Linked DNA regions of Mus musculus: regions 2 and 3 are each linked to region 1. Evidence: chromatin loops called from intact Hi-C (ENCODE). Cell type or tissue: heart. All regions are shown on one strand.

Region 1 (5,000 bases):
AACGGCCTTACGGAGGATGTGTGTGGGACCGGCCTGGGCCTGTGTGCGACCCATTTGATATCAGCGTAATCCTAAGGGACTTATGGAATGGGCTGTTTTGTGCTTAATTCGAGGGTAGTGGTCAGTCTGGTAGGGATGGCCCAGGTCTTTAGGAATGCATTGGTTAAGTGGAGAAATTTGGCAAATCGGGTCGGGTCTCCATTTTGGAATGTTATAAGAGTGGAAGGTGCATCTCTAGAGTTCTCAGAAGCCACAAATGATGAACCTTTTGACGGGCGGACAGAAACTCTGTGCTGAATGTCAAGTTCTGATTTGGCTTTAGGAGGGAGTGTTTGAGGCCGACTTGCATTAGACTCCATCTTGATACGCCATGTTGCCATTTAGTCACATGGGATACTCTTGAAAGTTCACCCATCGAGGTTTTAGTATAACTAAGCTGTTTTGTGTTTGAAAGGCATGGAAACTAAAAGCATTAAGCTGAAGTCTTATTGCAGTCTGTCCTCTGATACAATTCCTTTAAATGTGGAACCCTCCTTTGGGCTTGATTGGAAGACTGAGAGCAATGTTGTGATCTCTCCCTTTACCTCAGTCTCACAGGAAATTCTCAGCTCCCAGGCATGGGTCCTTGGGCTTCCTGCCTCGCAAGCGCAGCAGCCGGCATCGTGGGAAAGTGAAGAGCTTCCCTAAGGATGACGCTTCCAAGCCCGTTCACCTCACAGCCTTTCTGGGTTACAAGGCTGGCATGACCCACATCGTCCGGGAAGTTGACAGGCCAGGATCTAGTATGTACAGTACTTCCTTGTCCAACTTGGGCTGTGTGTAATTTTGCCTGTAGTTACAGTAAATTCCCAAAGGAGCACAATAGCTTCATCCTGGGGTGCTTTGTGGTAAGTCTAGAACAAAGCCTGACTTAGTGTGGTAGTGCCCACACTAAGGGAGCCTAGAAGTGTTTTGGCCTAGCGAAATTTAACACAGATTCCTGTGCAGAGTCCTGTTGGGGTAGTTGGTTGTTTCCATGCCAGTGCCTGTTATCAACCCTAGGTACTCTGAAAAGGTAGACACATTTAACAAGTGTATTCTGGACATGAAACCAGACTAGTGATAAAGCTCCTCTTTGAGACAGTCTAGATAGCACATGGCATTTTGCTACTTCAGTGGTGATAGTCACCACCTGGCATGGTGCCTGTTAGCAGCCTTGCAAAGTAAGTGGAGGTTAGAAACTTTGGCTCAATTGTTAAAAGCTGCAGTTGGAGAGCCCGCAGTTCTGAAGAGCAGTCCTGGAAGGCCCAGTATTCTGATGCGGAGACAGCCATTCTGTCTAAATGGATGCTTGTATGTGCTGGGGTATTTGTGCTCCCACTGAAGCTTATGCCTGTTTGTCTTCACAGAGGTGAACAAGAAAGAAGTCGTGGAGGCTGTGACCATTGTGGAAACTCCCCCAATGGTGGTTGTGGGCATTGTGGGATATGTTGAGACCCCACGAGGCCTCCGGACCTTCAAGACTGTATTTGCTGAGCACATCAGCGATGAGTGTAAAAGGCGCTTCTATAAGAACTGGTAAGAGGCTCTTGGGTTCCCTTAGAAGTAAGGGACACTCTGAGCTGGGATGTAAAGTGAAGGAAGTTGGATCAAAGGTTTTTTGAACCAAAAGCTGACTGTTAACCCTTGAGGGTGCTGGTCAGTCCTGGTTAGCAGAAGTGTTAGAGTTGCTTTGACACTGAAGTGGCAGGGAAGCTGGAAAACAAGACATCCTGCATCTGGGCCTTAGTGTGAGGTAATCCTTTGAGGCTTGGATGCTGGCCTTGTCTGTACTAGATAGGTCCCCTGCCTCTGGCCTGAGCCCCTGACTTCCACTACTATGAGATGTGCCCCCAGATAAAGGGATGTTCTGGTGCCCTGGAGCAAGAGTTGTGTGTTGTGTATATTTGTGGCTTATATTAACCTGTGGACCTCTGCTCAGCTCCGCTCGGCTCTGCCCGATGAGCTTCATCCAGGCTCCGCTTGCCGGTGGAAAAGGCTCCTTAGAAGCCGGCAATGAGCCCCATCCCCAAATGGTGCCAGTCTGCCTTCCTCTCACCTGTTGCAAGGGTGATGAAGGCCTGCACCGGGCCCCTCCCCCAACTGTGCTCTGCTCCTGAAGGCACAAGTCTAAGAAGAAGGCTTTCACCAAGTACTGTAAGAAATGGCAGGATGACACAGGCAAGAAGCAGCTGGAGAAGGACTTCAACAGCATGAAGAAGTACTGCCAGGTCATCCGCATCATTGCCCACACTCAGGTAAGCACCTAAGGTTTGGGGCATTTTGCAGGCATTTTGTGATCCGAGGGGATTAGAGACATTTCTGGTGTCTTAAATCAACCAGCAGAGGGCACTGTGACACTGAGGCTTGCTTCTCTAGATGGTCTTACTGTGCTCTATCTGACTAATCTGAAATGATGGTGTGAGATTGGGCCAAGTATTCTGTTTTCTAAACACATTGCTAGTTAGGAACCATTTAGTAGCTCATGCATGAGTCCACCAACCACTGGCAAAGTCAGGTCTATTGGCTTTGAGCTTCTGGTGATTTACTTTCTAGTCCATTTGCCACCAGCCTGATATAAGCTTCATCTGCTTCTTTTAGATGCGTCTGCTTCCTCTACGCCAGAAGAAGGCACACTTGATGGAGATCCAGGTGAATGGAGGCACTGTGGCTGAGAAGCTCGACTGGGCCCGAGAGCGGCTGGAGCAGCAGGTTCCTGTGAACCAGGTGTTTGGGCAGGATGAGATGATTGATGTCATTGGCGTGACAAAAGGCAAAGGGTACAAAGGTAAGCTTTGCTGTAGTTTGTGGGTGATAATGTGAGACCCTGGAACGTACACTGGACACAGCACCAAGTGATGCGGTGGCAGCGTTTCCTTGCCTGCCTGCCTTCTGGGAACAGCAGTCAGCTGGTCAAGTTGACCAGCTTTTAGAGAATGAGCTAAGAAAAGGAGTAACACCTCAAATATGTGGACCCAGTCAGTTGACCTCACCCTTAATGCCAGGTGGCCATGAAGGACAAATTGGGCTCCCTAGAGTACATATCTGCCTCAAACCAATAAACACATGGCAACCTCTGGCCACATAGTGACACATGAAGCTGCAAATAACTATTTAGGCAGACAACCATCCAGTCTGATTTTAAAATAGGACAGGAATGTGGGGTTGGGATTGAATTCTGATATTCAGATTTACCCATTGTTAGATAATTTTGTAATCAGTGAACTAATCACAGGTATTTTGAGTACTCATTGGGAAGGGACAGGAACGTGCCCAGCCCCATGAAGTTAACATTCTTTCCAGGGGTAACCAGTCGTTGGCATACAAAGAAACTGCCCCGAAAGACCCATCGAGGTTTGCGCAAAGTTGCCTGTATTGGAGCCTGGCACCCTGCCCGTGTTGCCTTCTCTGTGGCTCGAGCTGGGCAGAAAGGCTACCATCACCGAACAGAGATTAACAAGAAGGTAAGGCTGATTGGGGATCCTGCAAATGAGAGAGGGTATTGGGTTCATAGAACAGTCAGTCCTAGGAATCCATGACACTGCCTAACCCAGGTTTAATTAATGCCCTAACCCTTTCCCAGGAAATTTTTGTTGTTATTGTTGGAAATTTTTAAAGGTTCAATTATAAGTAGTTTAAAAAAATTTGAGTATACTGTAGCTATTTCCTGACACCACTGAGGGCATCAGATCCCTGTACAGATGGTTGAGAGCTCTACCATGTGGTTGCTGGGAATTGAACTCAGGACCTCTGGAAGAGCAGTTAGTGCTCTTAATCACTGAGCCATCTATCTCTCCATCTCTATAAGCAGTTTTTATGCATTTTGAGATAACAGCAGCATAGCATGCGCTGCCTTGGAGTTGTAGCAGTCCTGTGTCTGCCTCAGGATTATTAGGATTACAGGCCTGAGTTGCTACCATACCTAGATTTAGTAGTTTAAGATGCTTGGTAATGGCCGGGCGGTGGTGGCGCACGCCTTAATCCCAGCACTTAGGAGGCAGAGGAAGGTGGATTTCTAAGTTCAAGGCCAGCCTGGTCTACAGAGTGAGTTCCAGGACAGCCAGGGCTGCACAGAGAAACCCTGTCTCGAAAAACCAAAAAAAAAAAAAAAAAAAGATGCTTGGTAACTGTAAAAGAGGAGCCGCTTACCTTTGTCCCAAGTTCTAGAACAGAGTTCCAGCAAATAGTGTTTTAATCTGGCCCATTACATGGGAAAACACAATTATAGACCTCCCACTTTATGCTGATTTGGGTAACAGGCCAGTCACTGACATTCAGGGTTTCTACCTGACTTTGGATGCTGGTTCTCAGGACTGACTTCTCAGTTGTTGACTCTCATGTGCAGATTTACAAGATTGGTCAAGGCTACCTCATCAAGGATGGCAAACTGATCAAGAACAATGCATCTACTGACTATGACTTGTCTGACAAGAGCATCAACCCACTGGTGAGTGCTGGGGGCTGAGCCTTAGGATATATCTGGGACAGGACCTGCCATGCGTGCCTCTGCACAGCAACTAGCTGAGTCCACTAGGTGGGGTTGGTGAAAGATGTCAGAATCAGCTGTTCTGTGATGAGGCTCTGGAATGTGCGCTGGGCACAGCGCCCGAGAGAGACTGAGGAATTATTCCCTGTTGCCTTCCTTCTGAGAACAGCCCTGTTGATCTTAGTTGCCTCTGATACAGCTAACTGCCCTCACTGACCAATGGCTTTCTATGATTCCTTAGGGTGGCTTTGTGCATTATGGTGAGGTGACCAATGACTTCATCATGCTCAAAGGCTGTGTGGTGGGGACCAAGAAGCGAGTACTTACTCTTCGTAAGGTGAGACTGATCCTGGGCTCTAACCAGTCATTCTGGGCATGGGGGATCACAGGCCTTGAGCTATGCGGAAATTGGCCTGTCTGGGTATTGAAATCCTGGGGAAGGGTGGACTTTGCATTAGCCTTTTACCCACTCTGTTCTGTGTCAGTGTGGTGGCTG
Region 2 (5,000 bases), 130 kb after region 1:
ACTGGCTAGCCTGGAATTATCTATGTAGACCATGCTGGCCTTGAACTCACAGAGATCCACTTGCTTCTCCTTCCTGAGTGCTGGGATGGCAGGCGTGTGCCTGGCTCACAGGTGGCTTTTGAGCAGGTGGTGATGTGTGTAAATGGGTCGGGTTGTTTTTCGGTGATCCCTCTGGACACATCAGGGTAGAGGAAAGAATAGGAGGACAGGGAGTCTGCTGACTTCTTTTCTTTTAATTAAAAATAAAAAATAAATAGCCAGGAGTGGTAGTAAGTCTTTAACCCCAGCACTTGGGAGGCAGAGGCAGGCAGATCTCTAAAGTTTGAGGCTAGCCTGGTCTACAGAGTGAGTTCCAGGACAGCCAGGGCTACATAGTAAGGCCCTGTCAGGAAACAAACCAAACCAAAACAACAATAAGTACATATACATGTATATATACAGATTTTTAAAAGGCATACATTAGAGTGCTCAGTCACCTTCACTGGATAGCCACCTCATACTGTTTGCTCGCTTGTTTTGTGCATATTGGTGTGCAGATTCTCACTACAATCCCTTTGCAAGTGAAAAACAAAGCTCAGAGAGGTTGAAGAATTTGTAGGAGGCAGCACAGCATAGAATGATAGAACTAGATTTGAACCATCTCACAACACAGAGCTGGCTCGGTGCTAAACCCTTGGTACACACAGGTGAGATCGAGGAATGACCTAGCCATCCAGGTGGAAGAGAGAGGTAGAGGGAGAAGGTGGCCCAGCAGCCCAGGAGGAAGAGGCCAAGGCTGAAACAGAAAAGAAGGTTTCTAAGCAACCACAGGATGCCCCTCAGGGCAGGCAGCAGAGGCCAGGGTTCAGTGTATGGGTGGAGGGCGGGGGTGGGAGTGGTAAGGAGGTGGCAGCAGCATCAGAGATGAATTTTTATAACCCAGACCTAGACCCTGGGTCTCGAATGGAATCTTTTCAGTGGGTTTACTGAGAGGAATGGCCTCCCACCTTGTCCTCTGGTCCCGCCCCAGCTTGTCCTAGGGACAATTACAAGTAAGAATCTGACATCCCATACCTGTCGGTCAGGTTCCCTAAAGGATCGGAATAGAGTGGACAGATAGAAGGACAATTAAGATGGTTTACACACTACGGTCAGCTGTGTGGCCCCAAAATGGCTGTCTACCAGTGGAAAGTTCAAGAATGTGCCGGCAGCTGATCAATCCTGGAAGCTGGTGTCTCAGCTGGACTTCAGTGTATGCTGGAAGCCTGAAGGAGGCAGCTCTAATGTCAGCGAAAGAACAGACCTGCCAGCGAGAGTGAGGGCAAGCAGGCACAGAGAGCAAGCTTCAGTCTTTGCTCATATTTATATAGGTTGCCAGCAGAGGGCGTGGCCCAGATCTTCTGACCTCAAAAGATCCAGAATGAGGGGCTGGAGAGATGGCTCAGCCATTAAGAGCACCGGCTGCTCTTCCAGAGGTCCTGAGTTCAATTCCCAGCAACCACATAGTGGCTTGTGTGTCTGAAGACAGCTACAGTGTACTCATATAAATGTTTTTTTAAAAAATCCAAAATAAGCCAAATAATCCCAGCACTCGGGAGGCAGAGGCAGGCGGATTTCTGAGTTCAAGGTCTACAAAGTGAGTTCCAGGACAGCAAGGGCTATACAGAGAAACCCTGTCTCGAAAAACAAAAACAAACAAACAAAAATTCCTCACAGCCCTTGGGGTTTAGTTCATTCTAGATGTAGTCAAACTGACAAGCAAGAGGCCATCACACATATCCCAGCCCCTCATGGGCTGTGAGCAGGTTTATAGAGAAGGCTAGGATGGCTTTGGAGCAGGAAAGGGAAGGCAGACGGCTGTGTGAGGAGGGCCACAAGGCTCCTGGGATGGTTAGGGACAGAAAGAAACATCACAGGGCTGGCGACATGGTTCTGTGACAGGTAGAGACACTCATTCACCTTCCGGCCTGACTGAGTTCAATCCCAAAGACCCAAATAACAGAAGGGGAAAACTGACCTGTGAATGTGGTTGTCTTACTTTCACACGTGTGTAGTTGTGCCCACCCCACGTTAAAAAGGGGGGGGTGCTAGAGAGATGGCTCAGCTGTTAAAGGAGAGGCTCGCAGCCAAAAGAACAACTGGCTGCTCTTACAGAGCAGTTTTGGTTCCCAGTACACACATGGGGGCACACAGATGTTTCTAACTCCAGTTTTAGGGGATCCGATGCCCTCTTCTGGCAGTCTTTGAGCACTGCACCTTCTTGCTGAACATGCGCGGGCACGCGCTCTCTCGCCTCTGCACCACCCAGGGATAAATGATTCCCCTCTCTGGGACTGAGTTCCTTCATCTGTGTGGTGAGATGACTATAACTCTGGTACTTCACAGTGTCCCATCTTTCAGGGCTAGCAGTGCAGGGAGGCAGAAGAAGGCAGATCTCTGTGTTTTCAGGGCCAGCCTGGTCTACAGAGTGAGTTCAAAGACAGCCAATGCTCCACAGAGAAGTCCTGTCTCGAAATAAAACTTAAAAAGCGGAGGAGGAGGAAAGAGAAAGACACTTAGTCTCTGGACCTCAAGTCACCTGCAAAAAGAGACTGTCAATAGGCTATCTCTCCTGGGGAGCCAGAGAGCTCAAAGTGCATGGGCTAAGCTCTGCAGCCTCTCCGTGCCTCAGCTCTCTCGCCTGTGAAATAGGACTAAGAGCAGTTCCTACATAAACCTGCCTTTAGCAAGTGCTGAGGGCATAGTGGGGAGGGGGTGAATCCAGTTCTGCTGTTTTCTTCCGACATTGCTTTATTCACGGCCTCTCTCCCTTGGGGAAGAGCTGACCTGCAGCTTGGAAGGTGTAGAGTCCACTAGTGACTGACAGGAAAACACCTAGAGGGCCAGAGGAGACAGGGAGGACCCACCCACCTTCTGTGTTACCGCTGCATTCTGGCAAGTTCTGGTGATTTCCAGCTCCAGCCTTATCCAGCTGTGGAGCCTGTAGGTCTGCCAGAACTTGGGAACTTAGCGCCACCTGGTGGTCAGTGTGAGTTGTGCTGCCCAGGGAGGCACTGTGGGCATCTGCCTTGTTCCCAGGACCTTGCTTTTTACTGAAGATATTTACTGTGGTTTTCCAACCGGGAGTGGGGGTAGGGAGTCTGGCCCTCACCTCTGAAAACAGTGTAGTTCCCCATATGCCCTCTTCCCCCTACGCCTTCTTGAAGACCAGCCTCAGGCTGAACACCAGGGTGGAGGGTACTGGCTGGTTTTGTGTCAACTTGACACAGGTTGGAGTTATCACAGAGAAATGAGTTTCAGGTGAGAAAATGCCTCCATGAGATCCAGCTATAAGGCATTTTCTCAATTAGTGATCAAGGGGGGAGGGCCCCTTGTGGGCTGGTAGTCTCCGGTTCTATAAGAAAGCAAGCTAAGAAGCCGGACAGGGGGGCTGATGAGATGGCTCAGCGGGTAAGAGCATCCGACTGCTCTTCCGAAGGTCCTGAGTTCAAATCACAGCAACCACATGGTGGCTCACAGTCACCCGTAATGAGATCTGACTCCCTCTTCTGGGGTGTATGAAGACAGCTACAGTGTACTTACATAGAATAAATAAATAAATCTTAAAAAAAAAAAAAAAAAAGAAGCCGGACAGGGTGGCACAGGCCTTTAATCCCAGCACTTGGGAGGCAGAGGCAGGGGGATCTCTGAGTTCAAGGCCAGCCTGGTCCACAAAGTGAGTTCCAGGACAGAGTTCCAGGACAGCCAGGGCTATACAGAGAAACCCTGTCTCGAAAAAAAACGAAAACAAACAAACAATAAGCAAGCCAGTAAGTAACATTCCTCTATGGTGGTCAACAGCAGTGAGGAAGTGTAAGCCGAATAAACCCGTTCCTCCCCAACTTGCTTCTTGGTCATGGTGTTTGTGCAGGAATAGAAACCCTGACTGAGACAGGGCTGCGTGGAGGTGGCAGGGACTGGAGGGCAATGTGCTGGGGACTGTGAGTGCAGAGGGTGGTGGCAGCAGCTACAGGGTCAAGGAGAAGGAAATGCCAGTTGGGGCGGGACACCTCTTGGGCATCAGGCCTGTCTGGTTCAGTTGCCAGGGCCAGATACCTGAGAAAGGTTAGAGAGAGAGGAAGAGGTCAGGAACGGGAGGAGGAGAGGGGCCAAGGCTGGGAAAAGGAGGGCGCTCCCTTAGGCTGGGCGCTCTTCTCTGTCTGAAAAGGTTGGGGATTCCAGGTGGCTCCACCAGGGAACAGTGGCAGTGATGTAAATGGTTTTAGGGTAGAGGCTGCTGCTGCTGCTGCTGCTGCTGCTCTGTTCCGTGATGTACACAGGTGCCTCTCACCAACAAATGTACACAGGGTCTCCGGGGCCCAACTCTGAGCTCTGCCACAGAAAGGGAGGGGCCCAAGACATGTACAGGGTGGTGATACTAGTTACAGAAGGGGCAGGGCCAGAGGCCCAGGAAGCTGAGTTTGTGACAGTCCAGGCAGAAGAGAAGGGGACTTAGGGGCTGAGGGGTGGGGACGCAGGATGGGATCCAGTGTAAGATGAAAACACAGAGCCCCTCAGCAGCTGGTGTGGATGTTTTGGCATCAGAGCGGGGAATCATCAGCTGTCTGTCGGACCCATGTAGGTGCAGCCTGCACGAGGGCACTGGCCACACACCAGGAAGCTGGCCCTGGGGGCTGGAGAGACAGGCAGGGAGGCAGGAGAACCCTCTCTGATACCCTCAGACCCAGCATCCGACTTGAGCTCCTTCCCTCCCTCCACCTGGTCACCTCCCTCCATTCTGCTGTGGGGCTGCAGTACAGGCCCTGCTTTCCTCTGTCCTCTGTGATCCTAGGAGACTCCAGCTAGGCGGCTCCGCACAACTACCCAAAGGCAGTCAGGTACCCAGGGTCTCTCCCCCCACCGCTTTCTTTGCTTATAGGTTATATCCTTTTTTGGGGGAGAGTTTACTTTGGGGTCAAATTTCTACATGCATTAATCTGTACTTTTACATTATTGCCATAGATATACAATTTCTAAATACA
Region 3 (5,000 bases), 250 kb after region 1:
TGGACTACCAGCTTTCGGGTCCTGAGCCTGTCTACCCCTAATCCTGATATTTCTGGAGGTTCCAATGAAGATGGGGTGGGGCATGGTGAACATAGCCTGTTTGGCAAGAGAGCGAAGAACTTCATGGGAAGCCATCTTGGAGAGTTAGGGGTGTTTTTGTTTTTGTTTTGTTTTGTTTTGTTTTGTTTTTGATGAGGAAGAACAGAGCCTGGGAAGAGGAGAGCAAGACGATCCCTGATGGCCACTTAATGCAAGGCGGTCAGTGTCTGCCTCCGTAGTTTCCCTAAAGAACTAACGATGCCCCAGGTCTTCTCACCAAATTTGGCACCAGCACAACACGGGAAGAGCTCCTTGGAGAAGAGACTGCAAGATGCAGAACCTCTTAATCTCCAATTTGTCCAAAGAGCTCCAAGCTCAGTGGGGGAAGGGTGGACCAGACCCCGCTGTCTTGGCCCCCTGCGCTGTCTTGGCCCCCTCCGCCAGCCAAAAGACTGGGTGTAAAGAATTAGCCTTGGACCAAATGCAAATGTGGCAAAAAAAACCCCTTGGTTTCTGGAATCCTATTGTCGCGTACCCCTACTCCCCCGCCTCTAGCCACGGTGCATCTTCGGGGATTAACTCAGCAACCTTAACCCTGATGCTTGATGGTGGGGAGGGAGTGGGCAGAGCAGCTGGAAGACTGGTGGGCTGTGTTGACAGCTTGTTGGCGCCCCTGGAGCACCCTCTAGTGGTCAAGGCGGTAATGATCTTGAGTATGGATTCTCAAAATGCCCTTTTCTTAAAAGTTGTCATTTCCCATTTGTTTTGGAACCCAGCAGTGCTGAGTCCTCTGCACGAATCATCTCCTTTAATCGTCTCAACATCCCAGTGGAGTTGATAGTACTAGTCCACTTTTATAGGTGGAAGTTGAACACACATCTGTAGGAAACAAGGCTCAGAGATGCTAGGGCAGGGGGTGGAGCTGCCTGCTGTAGAGCCTTAATCCAGAATTTAGGAAGCAGCTGGTGTGAAGGGATGCGGAGGGAGGTAGCTTAGGCTGGACCTGTTGCTTTGTGAGTAAGAGGCAGTTCAGCAGAATACACAGGTTTTTCTGCAAGGAGGAGTGCTGAACATCCTGGCGCCTTCTTGAGATGGCTGCCACGAACCCATTCCACACCATGGAAAAGAAACAGGTTAATAAGGTACCCACCACCACAGAGAGCTAGCAGCAGTGTCTCAATGCTGTCTGCAGTCCTCCCCAAACCCTGTAGCCACTCCTGTCCTGTTAGTGCAGTGAATGTGGCCTGCAGTGATTTCGAAATTCACTAAGCAGACCCAGGGCCTGTCAAAAACCTCCCAACCCAAGGAGAATAACATCTTTTTGTTTGTTTGTTTGTTTGTTTAATACGTGAGTGCTTCTGTGTGTGTGTGTGTGTGTGTGTGTGTGTGTGTATGTGTATACCATGTTCGTGCCTGGTGCCCATGGAGGCCAGAAATGGATCCCCAGAATTGGGAGTTACAGGTATTTGTGAGATGCCATGTGGGTGCTGGGAACTGAACCTGGGTTCTCTGGAAGAGCAGTCATTACTCTTACTCTTGAGCCTTCTGTTCAGCCCGAGAACTGTATCTTATGCAGTATGTTTAGACACTGTAAAGTAAGAGATTTTTCTTTTTTTTTTTTTTAAGATTTATTTTTTATTATACATAAGTACACTGTAGCTGTCTTCAGACACACCAGAAGAGGGCGTTAGATCTCATTATGGGTGGTTGTGAGCCACCTTGTAGTTGCTGGGATTTGAACTCAGGACCTTTGGAAGAGCAGTCAGTGCTCTTACCTGCTGAGCCATCTCGACAGCCCCGAGATGTTTCTTATAAGCCATTTGAAAGCATGTTTTAGGGAAAGCTGGTTTCTCAGAAGCCTGGTACCTACCAAGTACTGGCTGCCTCCAAATGTGTGGTCAGCAGGTGCTCTAATGTTGCTCACAGGAGGACACCATGGCAGGGACTCACTGAGATGGCGCAGAAAGGGAAATGAGGTTTGGACTGTTATCTTGGGTCCACTGTTTGCACACATCCTGACACTCCAAGGACCACCTGTTTCCCCCCCTCCCCCGTAGGAGCTAGCTAGTCAGTGGGGGCTGGAGAGATGGCTCAGCAGCTAAGAGTGCTATTCAGTCAGAGTACCAGATTCCCAAACACCTGCAACTCCAGCTCCGGATCTGATGATGAGGAAGTGGAGGCAGGATGCAGCGTGAGAGGATGGCAGGTCCTTGTTTTTGAAGAGATCCCTTAAGCTCCCCCATCAATGTACCTGGGAGGGGTGTAAGGGGCCCCTTGTGGAACTCAACTGGACAGAGCCCTGGGAGCTAGCTGTGTCTGGCTCAGTGCTGCCACCTAGTGTCAGTTAGTGAATGTGGACACTCCAGCCTGGATACAGAGCCCCGTAATCTTCAGATGTGTTTCTTGTCCCTTGAGGGTTTGGGGCTCCCTGGTAAGAAGACATCTGTTCACTATAAGCCAGGAGACCCCTGACTGGTCGTGATCTGGGTTTGTCAGGAGGTGTACAGGTTTTCTCTTTGTACTCATTAAGCATCCAGTGTGTGGGGACTGTGGATGGAGAGTCCCGCCCACCCCCAACACAGATTCTTTCTGGGGACCCCAACAAATTATCCATGGGAGTAAGCTCCTCCTTGGTGCCCCTAACTTCTCCTAACTAGACTAGAGTGTCACAACCGAACCCCATGCTTTGCCCCATGGTGGCTGGGGTTGCTATTAGAGTCAGGATTCTTGTCTTTCCCTATTTGGTCCTCAGCCACAGCTGTCCACTCTTATCTTTGCATCCTCTGAGCACTGGGATGTGGCCTGCATGGGTCTCTGTCCTCATGTCCCACCCTGGCCTCAGAAACTGCTGGGATTCTCTCCATATCCTGGCAGTGTCCGGTCTGTTTTCCTCTCTGCGTTCCATAAAGTCACCACCTCCTGCTAGGTAGCCCGTGTCTCTAGAAAGTAGCACCTTATGGAAGGCATCCTTCAGAGTAGAGCTGTGCAGCTGGCCCTCATCCTTAGAGAAGGAAAGGCTGGCTATGGAGAAGTCGTGTCTGCTCTCTGTTCTAAGTCATCAGGCAAGGGGTGAGCTGGTGTGGGGCTCTTGTGAAGTCACTAGCAGCTGAGCTGCTGTTGGGTCCTGGGGCTTTTCAGAGATCACACTTACCTCCACTCCATTGTCTTGTGCCCACCCACCCGAGGCCTAGGCTAAATTCTCACACTGGCTTCTGAGTATAGGCCTTTGAACCGTTGGTGTGAATGCACTCTTGCCTAGGGTCAGGGCAGAGAGTGGCTGGAGCAAGGGCCTTTCTTGAAATCATGGTCATCTGAGGTCAGGGTGAATCTACTCTGGCACCAAGAAAATTAGCCCTTGGAAGAGTCCCAGGCTTGCCTGGGATCCGTAACAGGGAAAAGGGTTCCTCACAAGGTCCCTGTCATTATTGCTGAAGCAGCAAGAATGGCGGGGTAGTGGGCATGGGGAAGGGTAGGGCAGTGCGCACACACGATGACTTAGGGGTAGTAAAAAGACCTTAAGAATTACCTAGCCCTTGTAGACAAATTACACACCACCGCCTCTCTGGACTGGTTTCCTGTTTGGTTTGCTTTGGTTTTTTAGAAGAGTATTATGTAACCCATACTATCCTCAAACATACAGTGTAGCTGAAGATAACCCTGAACCTACGGTCGGTGCACCTGCCTCCATTTACAGGTGTGCCCCCATGTCAGGTTTATTTGGAGCCGGGACGGAACTAGGGCCCCGCGCATTCCAGGCAAGCCTGAGCTGCACGCCCCAGTGCACTTTCCCTTTAATTGTCTGAAGGGTCATAAGTCACTGATTGTTCTGGGTACTCTTTCTGAACGTGTACTGATGGAGCTCGGGGCTATCTGGCACAGGGGTGTCTAGGGACCGCGGGAAGTCTTGAGGTCCCACACACGCCCCTTTGCCCGCAGGCCCGGGCCCAGGCGGAGGCCCTCCGCATCAGTGATGTGCATTTCTCTGTCAAGCCGAGCGCCAGCGCCTCCTCGCCCAAGCTGCACTCCAGCGCTGCGGTGCACCGGCTCAAGAAAGACATCCGCCGCTGCCACCGTATGTCTCGCCGTCCCCTGCCACGACCAGACCCACAAGGGGGTAGCCCTGGCCTACGCCCACCCATCTCGCCCTTTTCTGAGACCGTGCGCATCATCAACCGTAAGGTGAAGCCCCGGGAGCCCAAGCGGAACCGCATCATCCTGAACCTGAAGGTGATTGACAAGGGTCCGGGAGGTGGCAGCACTGCGCAGGGCACCGGGGCACTGGCCCGCCCGAAAGTCCCCTCGCGGAACCGGGTCATTGGGAAGAGCAAGAAGTTCAGCGAGAGCATGCTCCGTACCCAGATCCGCCACATGAAGTTTGGCACATTTGCGCTCTACAAGCCCCCTCCTGCCCCTCTGGCGCCCTCTACTGCGGGCAAAGCCGATGTGGCCTCCTCGGGGCCTGGGCTGCTCCTGGCCACCCCAGCTGCTGCCCCCTTTGACGCACACAGCTCCAGCTCTTCCGGCTGCCCCTCACCCACACTGCAGTCCTCTGACCCAGACGATGCACCACCCAAGCTACTCCCGGAGACCCTGAGCCGATCTGTGCCCAACTGGCGAGAGTCAGAGGTGCTCGATCTGTCCATCCCTCCTGAGGCGGCTGCCACCGGCCAGCGGGTGCCTCCTGATGTCACTGGTGCTGCGGACCAGGCGCTACATACAGCTCTGGAGCCCACAGGTGCTGGCTCCTCCGAGCCTGAGGCTGGGGACTGGCGCCCCGAGATGTCGCCATGCTCCAATGTAGTTGTCACAGATGTCACCAGCAACCTCCTGACCGTGACCATCAAGGAATTCTGCAGCCCGGAGGATTTTGAGAAGGTGGCCGCTGGGGTGGCAGGTGCTACAGGGGGCGGGGGTGGCACTGGGCCAAGTAAGTGAGGGGCTTCCTCAAGGAGGGGGGCTTT

What was found. Hi-C counts contacts between places; a loop is a spot of excess contacts. Peaks named below come from ENCODE experiments on the same cell type or tissue, not always from the same donor. Only the 100,000 strongest peaks of a DNase experiment are listed, where the experiment ranks them.
Region 2: it touches region 1 in a loop (5-fold over the local background); 23 of 42 quality-filtered maps call a loop at or near these places.
Region 3: it touches region 1 in a loop (4-fold over the local background); 18 of 42 quality-filtered maps call a loop at or near these places.

What each region holds. Positions count from the first base shown.
Region 1 is chr15:80,078,172-80,083,171 of GRCm38, reverse strand. It overlaps Rpl3 (ribosomal protein L3), which reads left to right. Exons shown (of 10, transcript NM_013762.2): 2 at 590-782; 3 at 1,389-1,557; 4 at 2,141-2,276; 5 at 2,620-2,806; 6 at 3,322-3,482; 7 at 4,364-4,465; 8 at 4,746-4,841. It overlaps Snord83b (small nucleolar RNA, C/D box 83B), which reads left to right and starts at 4,593; the gene lies at 4,593-4,669. Snord43 (small nucleolar RNA, C/D box 43) reads left to right here and starts at 266; the gene lies at 266-313. LOC115488570 (a small nucleolar RNA gene) reads left to right here and starts at 2,086; the gene lies at 2,086-2,140. In heart, CTCF peaks have their summits at 2,148, 2,350 (motif pointing right) and 4,557; DNase peaks (open chromatin) are centred at 2,047 and 4,601; H3K4me3 peaks cover 2,834 bases; H3K27ac peaks cover 2,163 bases.
Region 2 is chr15:79,944,199-79,949,198 of GRCm38, reverse strand. It overlaps a transcript of Cbx7 not described here. Among named protein-coding and RNA genes, the nearest start is that of Cbx7, 14 kb to the right of the region's middle. In heart, CTCF peaks have their summits at 1,343 (motif pointing right) and 2,220 (motif pointing left); DNase peaks (open chromatin) are centred at 2,188 and 2,978; H3K27ac peaks cover 344 bases; H3K27me3 peaks cover 1,106 bases.
Region 3 is chr15:79,827,954-79,832,953 of GRCm38, reverse strand. It overlaps Npcd (neuronal pentraxin chromo domain), which reads left to right. Exons shown (of 9, transcript NM_001013362.2): 5 at 3,976-4,266. Cbx6 (chromobox 6) reads left to right here. Exons shown (of 5, transcript NM_028763.3): 5 at 3,976-5,000. The coding sequence ends at 4,974. Among named protein-coding and RNA genes, the nearest start is that of Cbx6, 3.9 kb to the left of the region's middle. In heart, CTCF peaks have their summits at 731 (motif pointing left), 2,369 (motif pointing left), 4,216 and 4,417 (motif pointing left); DNase peaks (open chromatin) are centred at 583, 2,353, 4,293 and 4,648; H3K4me3 peaks cover 1,439 bases; H3K27ac peaks cover 465 bases.